2 separate regions of the Homo sapiens genome follow, and region 1 is linked to region 2. A link is a contact called in ENCODE Hi-C data. All regions are on one chromosome and are shown on one strand. Each heading gives the region's core, a stretch centred on a gene start or an enhancer-like site at or near the end of the contact. The rest is flanking DNA. Distances are from core to core; before and after follow the strand shown.

Region 1 (4,629 bases), core at 1,084-3,583, 1.0 Mb before region 2:
TTTCCACTTAAATAAAAAAAAAGCTATGTATTCACGAAGCTTCTATATACTGCTGATAGCTGTTCTTATTTTGCTTCATAACACTGTTGTTTAAATTTCAAAGAATGAGGATCTGGAAAAGCAGGAACAACACCAAAAGCATACCACTGAAGATTTGGGAATCAAATGTACAGCAGCATAGACCTTTCTGCACAAAATACATGTGTCCAGGTTATCCTATCCCCACTGTGTCTCACCTGCCTTTCTGGAGCAAAAGAAACATCAAGTACTATTTCTTTGTCATATCTTTATTAGTCCCTTGATACTCAAGAACCCAGTTCTGTCTCCCGGGACAACTGTTCTCATGGAAAAGTGGGTAGTGCTGAGTAATCAACATTATTTTGCTCCGTCTTGATTTGTAGTATCAAAGCCTTGTTGCTATTTTTTTAGCCTTAAAACCTAATCATCATAAATCTAGCCACTTCCTTCTTTAGTGGTAATTAGCATTAGTCATAAGCCAAAAATGATCCACATAAGAAGCTAAATAAACACAACCCTTCTTACCTTTCATGCCAAACTTGGAGTGTCTTGCCAACTTAAGCAGAAACAGCATTACCAAAAGGCAAAATCCCACCACAGACGCAATCACCACCACAGCATAGACCTAGAGAAAGGAAGGGAGGGTGGTTATAACCTTGCTAATTAGTTCCCTATAATCATATGGTGATGATGATCATGACGATGATAATGATACAGGCAGTTCATATTTATTGAATGCTTACCACTTGTTCTTATAACAGCCTTATGTACACCAACTCACTTAATCTGCGACAACCCTATAGTGAAGTATGTAAGATCTATTATTATGCCTACTTTACAAATGAGAAAACATAAGTTAAAGCTTATAAAAATGGCTATCCAATTGGCATTTTAAAAATATTACAGCTCTCTCTCCATCCATCTAAAGAGGGAGGAGAGAGAGAAAGAGAGGTGGGCAGAGAAAGGGAGAGAGAGAATATGAAATATGAACAGCAAAATACTGGTGATTTTTCTGTGTGTGTGTGTGTGTGTGACGGAGTCTCACTTTGTTGCTCAGGCTAAAGTGCAATAGCACAATCATGGCTCACTGCAGCTTCGACCTCCTGGGCTCAAGGTATCTTCCCACCTCAGCCTCCTGAGTAGCTAGGACTACAGGTAAACACCACTATACCTGGCTCATTTTTAAGTTTTTTTGCAGAGACAGGGTTTTGCCATATTGCCCAGGCTGGTGTTGAAATCCCGGGCTCAAGGAATTCTTCCACCTACACCTCCCAAAGTTCTGGGAATATAGGCATGAGCCACCGCATCCAGCCCGATAATTCTTGAAGCTGGTGAAGAATACAATGGGGTTCATTTTACTATTCTCTCTACTGAAGTGCATGTTTGAAAATTGTCCATAATAAAAGGCTATTTTTAAGGTTAGCTATTGTTGCTCTTAGAAGTCAGGGTACCCTGGGAACAGTGAGTGGCACTGGAAGGGAGCAGGAGGGCACTTCTGGGGTGAGTTCCACTTGTCAAAGCCCATTGGGTTGTAAATTTATGATATGTGCATTTTCCCATATATATGATATAAGCCTAAAAATGTTTAAGTAAGTTTAAAAATGTAATTGCCAGGTGTGGATTACACAAGTCAAGAGGGTAGATGTAGATATATGTGAATCCTCTCCCATCCCAGAGGTAGAGATGACAGAGGTACACATAGAAATGCGATCACTCTGCTACCATTGCTGCTGACCAAGGCATGATGCTCCTCTAAGTGCATCTTAACATTTTAGAGCAAAGTTGTCAGCGGCACTATGTGTCTCCTTCCAGTCTTACTCAGCCCAAAGTCCTGCTTCCAAAAACAGTTGGCTTCTCTAAACCAGGAGTTGGCAAACTTTTGCTGTAAAGGTCAGATGGTAAATACTTCAGGCTTTGCCAGCCTTGCAGTCTCTGTCGCAACTAAGGATCCAGCTCTGCCGGTGGAGCATGAAAGCAGCCAATGATGATATGTAAACAAATGGGCATAACTGTGTTCCAATAAAACTTTATTTACAATGGCAGCAGCTGGACTTGAACATAGTCGCCAATGCCTGCTCTGAGATTTCTTAGAGAGCCATTCTGGCTTAAGAATCTGCACAACAATTTTTAAGATGGATATTATTATCCCTATCCATAGTAATCATTAATGCTGTTTGTCTAATATTTCTGGTTTTCTCTGTGTTTCTCTTTGTAGGATACATTTCCTGGCTTGCTTGTGGTTAAGTGGTTCATGTGACTAGTTCAGACTTGTGTCACTGCCAGGGTGTAGAACTTCACTTCTTGTCCAAGATCTTAGTCTAAGGCAGTGTTTCTCAACCAGGGACAATAATATTGCCATCCAGGGGACACTTGACAATTTGGGGTTGTCACAACGAGGGGGAAAGTACTACTAGCACCTAGTGGGTAGAGGCCAGGCATTATTAACATCCTACTGTGCCCAAGACAGCCCCCCAAACAAAGGATTATTTATCCCCAAACGCCAATAGTGCCAAGGTTGAGGAACCCTGCTCCACCTGCTCCACAGTGCTCTTTATCTCTGTCATAAAGAAAAAGGCTAACCTTTAAAAATGTGGATGCTTTGTCATCCACAGTCCTGGAACAAGGACAAGGCTGAACAGAGCTCCTAGCCAATACACGAAATGAAGCAAGAAAGAAAACTTTGTTGTTTTAAGTCCCCAAGATGTGGAGGTTTTGTTACTGCAGCATAGCTTATTCTGACTGATATACCCATCTCATAGTGAGAAGCATTATAGGGTAGAGATTAAGACCATGGGTTTTTCCTGAGTATAAAATCTAGATTTCTCACTCTGCTGCATGACTTCAGAATTACTTAACCTCTCTGCATCTCATAATCTTCATGTGTAAGATGGAGAATATAATTATTCTACTTTGTAGGTTATTGTAAATCCTCAATGAGTTAATGCAGGTAATGGGTTTGGAACAGTATCTACTACAATATATAATAAATTAATGTTAGCTGTGATGATGATGATGAAAAAACTAAGATTTACAAAAAAATTAAGTAAGCTGCTCACAGTCACACCTTCTGAGCTTGGAAATGGAACCAAGTCTGCCCAAGTATAAATCCTGTGATTTATCCACTACACTGTCTCTGCAAAGCATGTGGTTGAGAATGAAGGCAGGAAAATAAAAACATATGGCTAATTCTCCCAGGACACCATCTTTCATGTCAGATGAGAAGAGCATTAAATAAATCACAGAGCACAAAAAGAAGACATACAAAGCTCTTGGCCAGTGTGGAGCAAAAGTAATGATCATTCTCTTCTCTGGTACTTTAACTGTGAGTATATCTCCCCAAAAACGCTTCTGCAAATGTTTGAGTATAGACTTTTTTTTTTTTGAGACGGAGTTTCGCTCCTGTTGCCTAGGCTGGAGTGCAATGGTGCGATCTTGGCTCACCACAACCTCCGCCTCCTAGGTTCAAGTGATTCTCCTGCCTCAGCCTCCCTAGTAGCTGGGATTATAGGCATGTGCCACCACACCTGGCTAATTTTGTATTTTTAGTAGAGACGGGGTTTCTCCATGTTGGTCAAGCTGGTCTCGAACTCCCAACCTCAGGTGATCCGCCTGCCTCAGCCTAAGTCCTGGGATTACAGGCATGAGCCACCATGCCCAGCCAATACAGATCTAACTCCGTCTCTGCAGCCTATATACAAACAGAATGGTAGCAACTCCTACAAAGCTAATTATGGATAAACGTAACCATTTCACTCAAGCTGACCTCATGACTTTGGGTGTTTTTTAAAAATCTTTATTTCTAACTAATGTTTTCATGGGAAAGAGATCATAGTATTTTAGCTATAAGTTTCTTTATTATTAAATTGCAGACTTCTACAGATAGATGGAGAATACCTAAATAAACAAAGTCAAACTCCATTTGATAAATAAGAAAACTGCGATGGGGGAGGTTAGATGACTTGGCCTGAAAGTCCCCCAACCATGCAGCAGTACCACAGTACAGTCTCTTCCCTGCTTTGGACAGTCCTTAACTGGGATTTAGGAGTCCTAGATCCCTGCGTTCACAGGACACCTTGCTTTTACCAGTCATGACAGCTAGAAGAGATGCTTCACTTATCCAAGCTTCTGCTTCTTCATTAGACAGTAATGCCTGCCCTGGCTTCTCTGCCTAGTTATAGAATGTGTAAGTCAACCTAGAAAATGGGAAGTGGGCTCTACTGCTGAAAAGCAGCTAAGGATCTGTAAACAAATACTTAAAGCTACTGAAGCCATTCTAAATTTAAATCCTTTCGTAAACAAGGATGCCTTTGACAATGAAAAGAATTACTTCCTCAAAATCAGATTGAGAAATACAGAATTTTGTGTACCTTGCATGTGTTGAGGTGGTTTTTACACGGGAGATGAGCATGGGTGAGTTTGTTTGGTCAGTTGTTTGATTGGTTGGTTGGCTGCTTGATGGGTTAGTTTTCATCTGAGGATATTTCTTAGGATAGAACAAGGGAGATCTGCCCTCCCCTGCAAATCCAACAAAATGCTGGAAGAGCACTTGTTGGACCAGAAACATTTTTAACTTTTGTATCTGCTTCTTGGCTCTCAAACTCTTCTAATCTA
Region 2 (4,494 bases), core at 804-3,303:
TTCATGTATGTATTGTCTATGATTACTCTGTGATACAAGGGCATAGCTTAGTGTTTTAGACCGAGATCCTGTGGCTCACAAAGCCTAAAATATTAGGTTGATGCATAAATAATTGCGGTTTTTGCAAATTTTTTTTTTTGGCACCAACCAAATATTTACTATCTAGCCCTCCCAGAAAGTTCACTAATCTCTGATTTACACCATAGTGCCCCCACCTCCGATTCTCATGCAGGTCAGGATTATATCTAAAAAGTGCCATAACAATGGATAACTATATGGTATCTTCTTACAGGTAAATCTTATTACCTTATAGTGTCACACACATCAAACATTTTTAGACAATAATGTAGACACAGATAATTGCAAAGTCCATAAATGCAGGGAGACAGACACACACACACACACACACACACACACACACACGGTATTTGTTGGAGAATCAAGGGAAAAACCATATCTCTAAATGGTAGGGAGTGAAGTCTTCCTGGGGCATGTGATACAGGATGAGTAGAAGTTAGACAGGTGAAGGCAAGGGGAAAGTCATTCTAGGTAGAGGAAGGCAGCCTAGGCAAAGCATGCAGGTAAGACACAGCATGACAGGGAAAAACAGGTAATGAGGAGCTAATGAAGTTGAGGAGAAATTTTATTTAGACATATGGAAGAAATTCCAAATGATTGGTTGTCCAGTTGTGGCACTTTCTAGCTTTAGAAGCAGTGATCATCTCACACCTGGACATAACCAAGTAGTCATCCTTCATTAAGCAGAAGGCCTTGTTATTGAGCCATGCTGCCAGAAATTTAGGTGATATCAAATGATGTCTATACTGAAATCGATACCCTCAGGATTCTCTTAGACCCAGATTCCATAGAGCTCTGCTAAAAAGTCGTGTTTATGTAACAGTATTTATTCTCAGAACAGGGTTGGACGGCTTAGGAGCAGAAAGGCAGAATGTATCTTTGCGGATTTGGGTCATAGTGGGCTGTCAGGATTTAAATTGTGCAACATTGATTAATAATGGGCTGGTTTGTACATTCCTTGCAAGTCATCTTTAAAAGCCAATGACGTCATTTCAAATTAGGATTCTCAGAGATAATTTCTCTCTGTATTACACTGAAAATAATTTTGGAACTATCCTTAATGCCACTTAAAGCCTGAAATTGACCAGTAACTTAATTTGATAGAATATAAGGCGAACACCTCAACTATATTAAATTGTCCCATTTGGGTGGACACTCCTCGGGCACCCTGTTCCGCCCTACACACAGATAATCTGGGGGCGCTCGCGCACAGCTGTCATCGTAGCAGCAGAGGCCACTGTCAATACAGGTTGCCTGACTGATCGTCTGACCAAACCGGGCTAACCCGAGGGCGGTAAATAAGCTCTGGCCATGAAGCAATGACTCCGCAGGATTGCGCAGGGCAGTCACGGGCGTTCACTCCATTTTCTGTTCGTTGTGCTGAGGCCTTTCCACCATTAACTTACCCCAACTCCCCCGCATAGGGCAATACGACCCCTCCAAATATCAAACGCTAAGCATATTAAAATAACAAAATACCTCGCCGCTATTTTATCACCAGACCCTCCTCCCAGCGGGGAACGCAGAGTAGACAGAGAGGCAAGGGAGGGCAAGGCGATTGTGACAGCGCGGAGGGGTGAACACGGCCCAGCTGGGCATGAGGTAAGGTGGGGAGACTACCTGGACAGCAAGCGCGCAGGCGCAGCCGCGGCCGCAGGGCCCACTGGTCCCTTTCTAGTAATTTCGCTAACCGTGACGTCATCTCGGTGCGCCGTTACAGCGCTTAACTGGAAACTGCGATTTAGTTTTTGGTGAAAGGAGTGGAAAAAAACCATGAACTGACCTACCCCGCCCCATTTTGCTTTTAGTCCTTCACACTGGCTTCGCCTGCACTTTGGGCAATGGAGCGGGAAAGGAAAAGGCACGCAGGCTGAGCTCAAAGTCGCGCCAGCCGGGGATGACTCGGCGACGCCGCCAGGCGCGTTACCCGGCGTGCTCCGCGCGGCGCCGGCGAAGGGACGTGGGGGAAGGGGCAGGGAGGAGGAAGCGGTGGCTGCTGCGGATGTCGGTGTGAGCGAGCGGCGCCTGAACACACGGCGGCTGCCGAGCGCCTGACCCGGGCCTGCGCCAGAGCCTGCACCGAGCTCCGGGGCCCCACACCCGCTACGGTGGCCCTGCGCCCGTTGCTACTGAGGCGGCGTGCTCTGCATTCTTCGCTGTCCAGGCCTGCCGGCTCTGGTGTCTGCTGGCTCCTCCTTGCTCGCCTGCTCCCTCCTGCTTGCCTGAGTCACCGCCGCCGCCGCCGCCACAGCCATGGCCGAGAGTGGTGAAAGCGGCGGTCCTCCGGGCTCCCAGGATAGCGCCGCCGGAGCCGAAGGTGCTGGCGCCCCCGCGGCCGCTGCCTCCGCGGAGCCCAAAATCATGAAAGTCACCGTGAAGACCCCGAAGGAAAAGGAGGAATTCGCCGTGCCCGAGAATAGCTCCGTCCAGCAGGTGAGGCCGCCTGGGGCTCGGGCCGGGATGGGGGTGGCGGCAGGACCTCCGCCCGCCGCCCCAGGAGACCTTTTGGAAGGGCCTGGGAGAGGGGTCGTCCTCGGCCATTCTCCCGGGCGTCGTCCCAAATTAGATCACACCCAAGTTCGTGGGTTTGCGCCTTGGGACACCGCAATGGTTTGTGGCGTGGCGGCGCGGCCTGTTTGTGGGACGGGCTGATGCCGCTTTTCTCGGAGCCTTCCTTCTCTGGTATCCGCCGACCCTCAGCCTCCTCCCCCAGTTCCCCGCCCTCCGTCGCCTCCCCTCCAACTCCTCACAAAGGAAAGGGACCCACCGCCAGCCTCCGGGCGGGGTGGAGGCTGGGCGGGGGCGAGGGTTCGCTTTAGCTCAGGCTGCGGTTTTGTTTCATGAATTAAAAAGGGGTGGGTGGGATCCTCGTTGTTTTACGTGCCTGCTTGTTAAGGTGGGTTTTGGGGTGAGGTGCATGTGTATATTTAGTTCTGCATTTTAACTCCTGAAATCTTTCCCACCTTGCAACCTTTAAAAAAAAATTATGACGTAGAAACTGTTTTTAGCTCCATCTTAAGTAATAGTGATAGTACTAGGTTTAAGGAGAAAAGTGAATGACTTTCTTTCACTGATGACTTGCTCTTTCCCTTTTAGTATGTTTATCATCTCTTAGATGCCAATCATTGGGTAGGTTTTTGTTTGATTTTAGAGGGGCGATAGCGATGTTGATATTAGCGGTTGCAATCAAATAAAAGAAAATCGGAGTGAATGCAGAATATTACTTAAACTTGGTTCAGGAATACAAATCTTGCAGTTAATTAAGATTCTTGGTGGAATTTAACAAATAATTTTAGTGTATTGTTGAATACGTCGTGTTTTCCATAATTACTGACTTAATCTCTGAAGATCGCAAACAACGTGAACAGTTGGTGACAGGAAACAACAATTCCTGAAATGTACCTATCAGTTTCCCCAGGGACAGTAGGTGATTGGGGTATTGGTTTAACGAGTTCCAAAGGTAGTGTATTTTGTGAAGCAGTGAGGTGTGTAACATCAAATGAGAGAAACTTTTACCACCAACAGAATTATCACTTTTGTTTTTGTCTCCCAGTGCTTGTAAAAATTTTCCTTACCATTTTTGTATTTTCAAGCATGCGGAAAGTTGAAAGAATTGGGAAGTGGATACACATATGTCCATCATCTACAATTAGCATTTTACGGTATTATAATCGATTATCAAGTTCATTTAATTTTGGGGAGCAATTCAGAGTAAGTTGCACGTATCAGTAGATGACACCAGTACATGTCACTTCAGCATTGTGAACTTATTTGCCTAAGTTCAACTTCATTTTTTACGTTTTTTTGACGTAATTTTGGCAGCAGTGAAATGCATATGGTTGCCATTCCGTGAGTTTTCATAAATGCTTACACCTGTGTAGCCCAAGCTCTTATCAAGATATAGAACATTATAATTGACTAGAAAGTTTTTTCTTGCCTTTTCCCAGTCATTTCAGTCACTTGGCCTTTCCATCAACCACCCAGTTTTTTTTTTTTATGCCCTAAGTTACAGAGTTGCCTGTTTTAGAACTTAACATTAAATGGGATCCCATAGAGCCTATAGTACTGTGTGTATTTTTCTGGGTAAGGCTTTTTTTTCCCACTCAGCATAATGTTTTTGAGTTTCGTCTTTGTTGCGTGTATCAGTAGTTCCTTTCTTTTTATTAGTGTGTAGTTTTCCACTGTATGTGTATACCATAATTAATCTATTCACTGTTGAAGGTCACCTGGGCTGTTTGCAGTTAGTTACTATGAACAGTCTTATACAAGTCTTTTTGTGGTCTTACTCTTTTATCTTTCATGGTTATATACTTAGACTTGGTTTGAGTAGGTCATAGGGCAATTGTATGTTTCAGTTTTGTGAGAAACTATGTTTTAAAAAATGCTTCTGGGCCGGATGCGGTGGCTCACACCTGT

Evidence for each region. Hi-C counts contacts between places; a loop is a spot of excess contacts on that map. Pooled maps may share reads with other maps.
Region 1: a pooled map shows a loop between it and region 2 (4-fold over the local background). The contact joins the enhancer-like site here to the promoter of UBQLN1 in region 2. A Hi-C loop is called at or near these places in 2 of 37 single-sample maps with no recorded cell type and 4 of 50 pooled maps.

Annotation. Positions count from the first base shown.
Region 1 is chr9:84,748,000-84,752,628 of GRCh38, reverse strand. It overlaps NTRK2 (neurotrophic receptor tyrosine kinase 2), which reads right to left. Exons shown (of 19, transcript NM_006180.6): 12 at 544-643. Among named protein-coding and RNA genes, the nearest start is that of NTRK2, 81 kb to the right of the region's middle. Within about 2 kb of position 2,333, at least 2 of the 41 ENCODE cell types and tissues checked have a DNase peak (open chromatin) inside an H3K27ac peak, as active enhancers do.
Region 2 is chr9:83,705,517-83,710,010 of GRCh38, reverse strand. It overlaps UBQLN1 (ubiquilin 1), which reads left to right and starts at 2,053. Exons shown (of 11, transcript NM_013438.5): 1 at 2,053-2,511. The coding sequence starts at 2,332. UBQLN1-AS1 (UBQLN1 antisense RNA 1) reads right to left here and starts at 2,176. Exons shown (of 2, transcript NR_135839.1): 1 at 1,699-2,176. RefSeq lists enhancers at 1,251-2,139, 2,303-2,372, 2,140-3,030.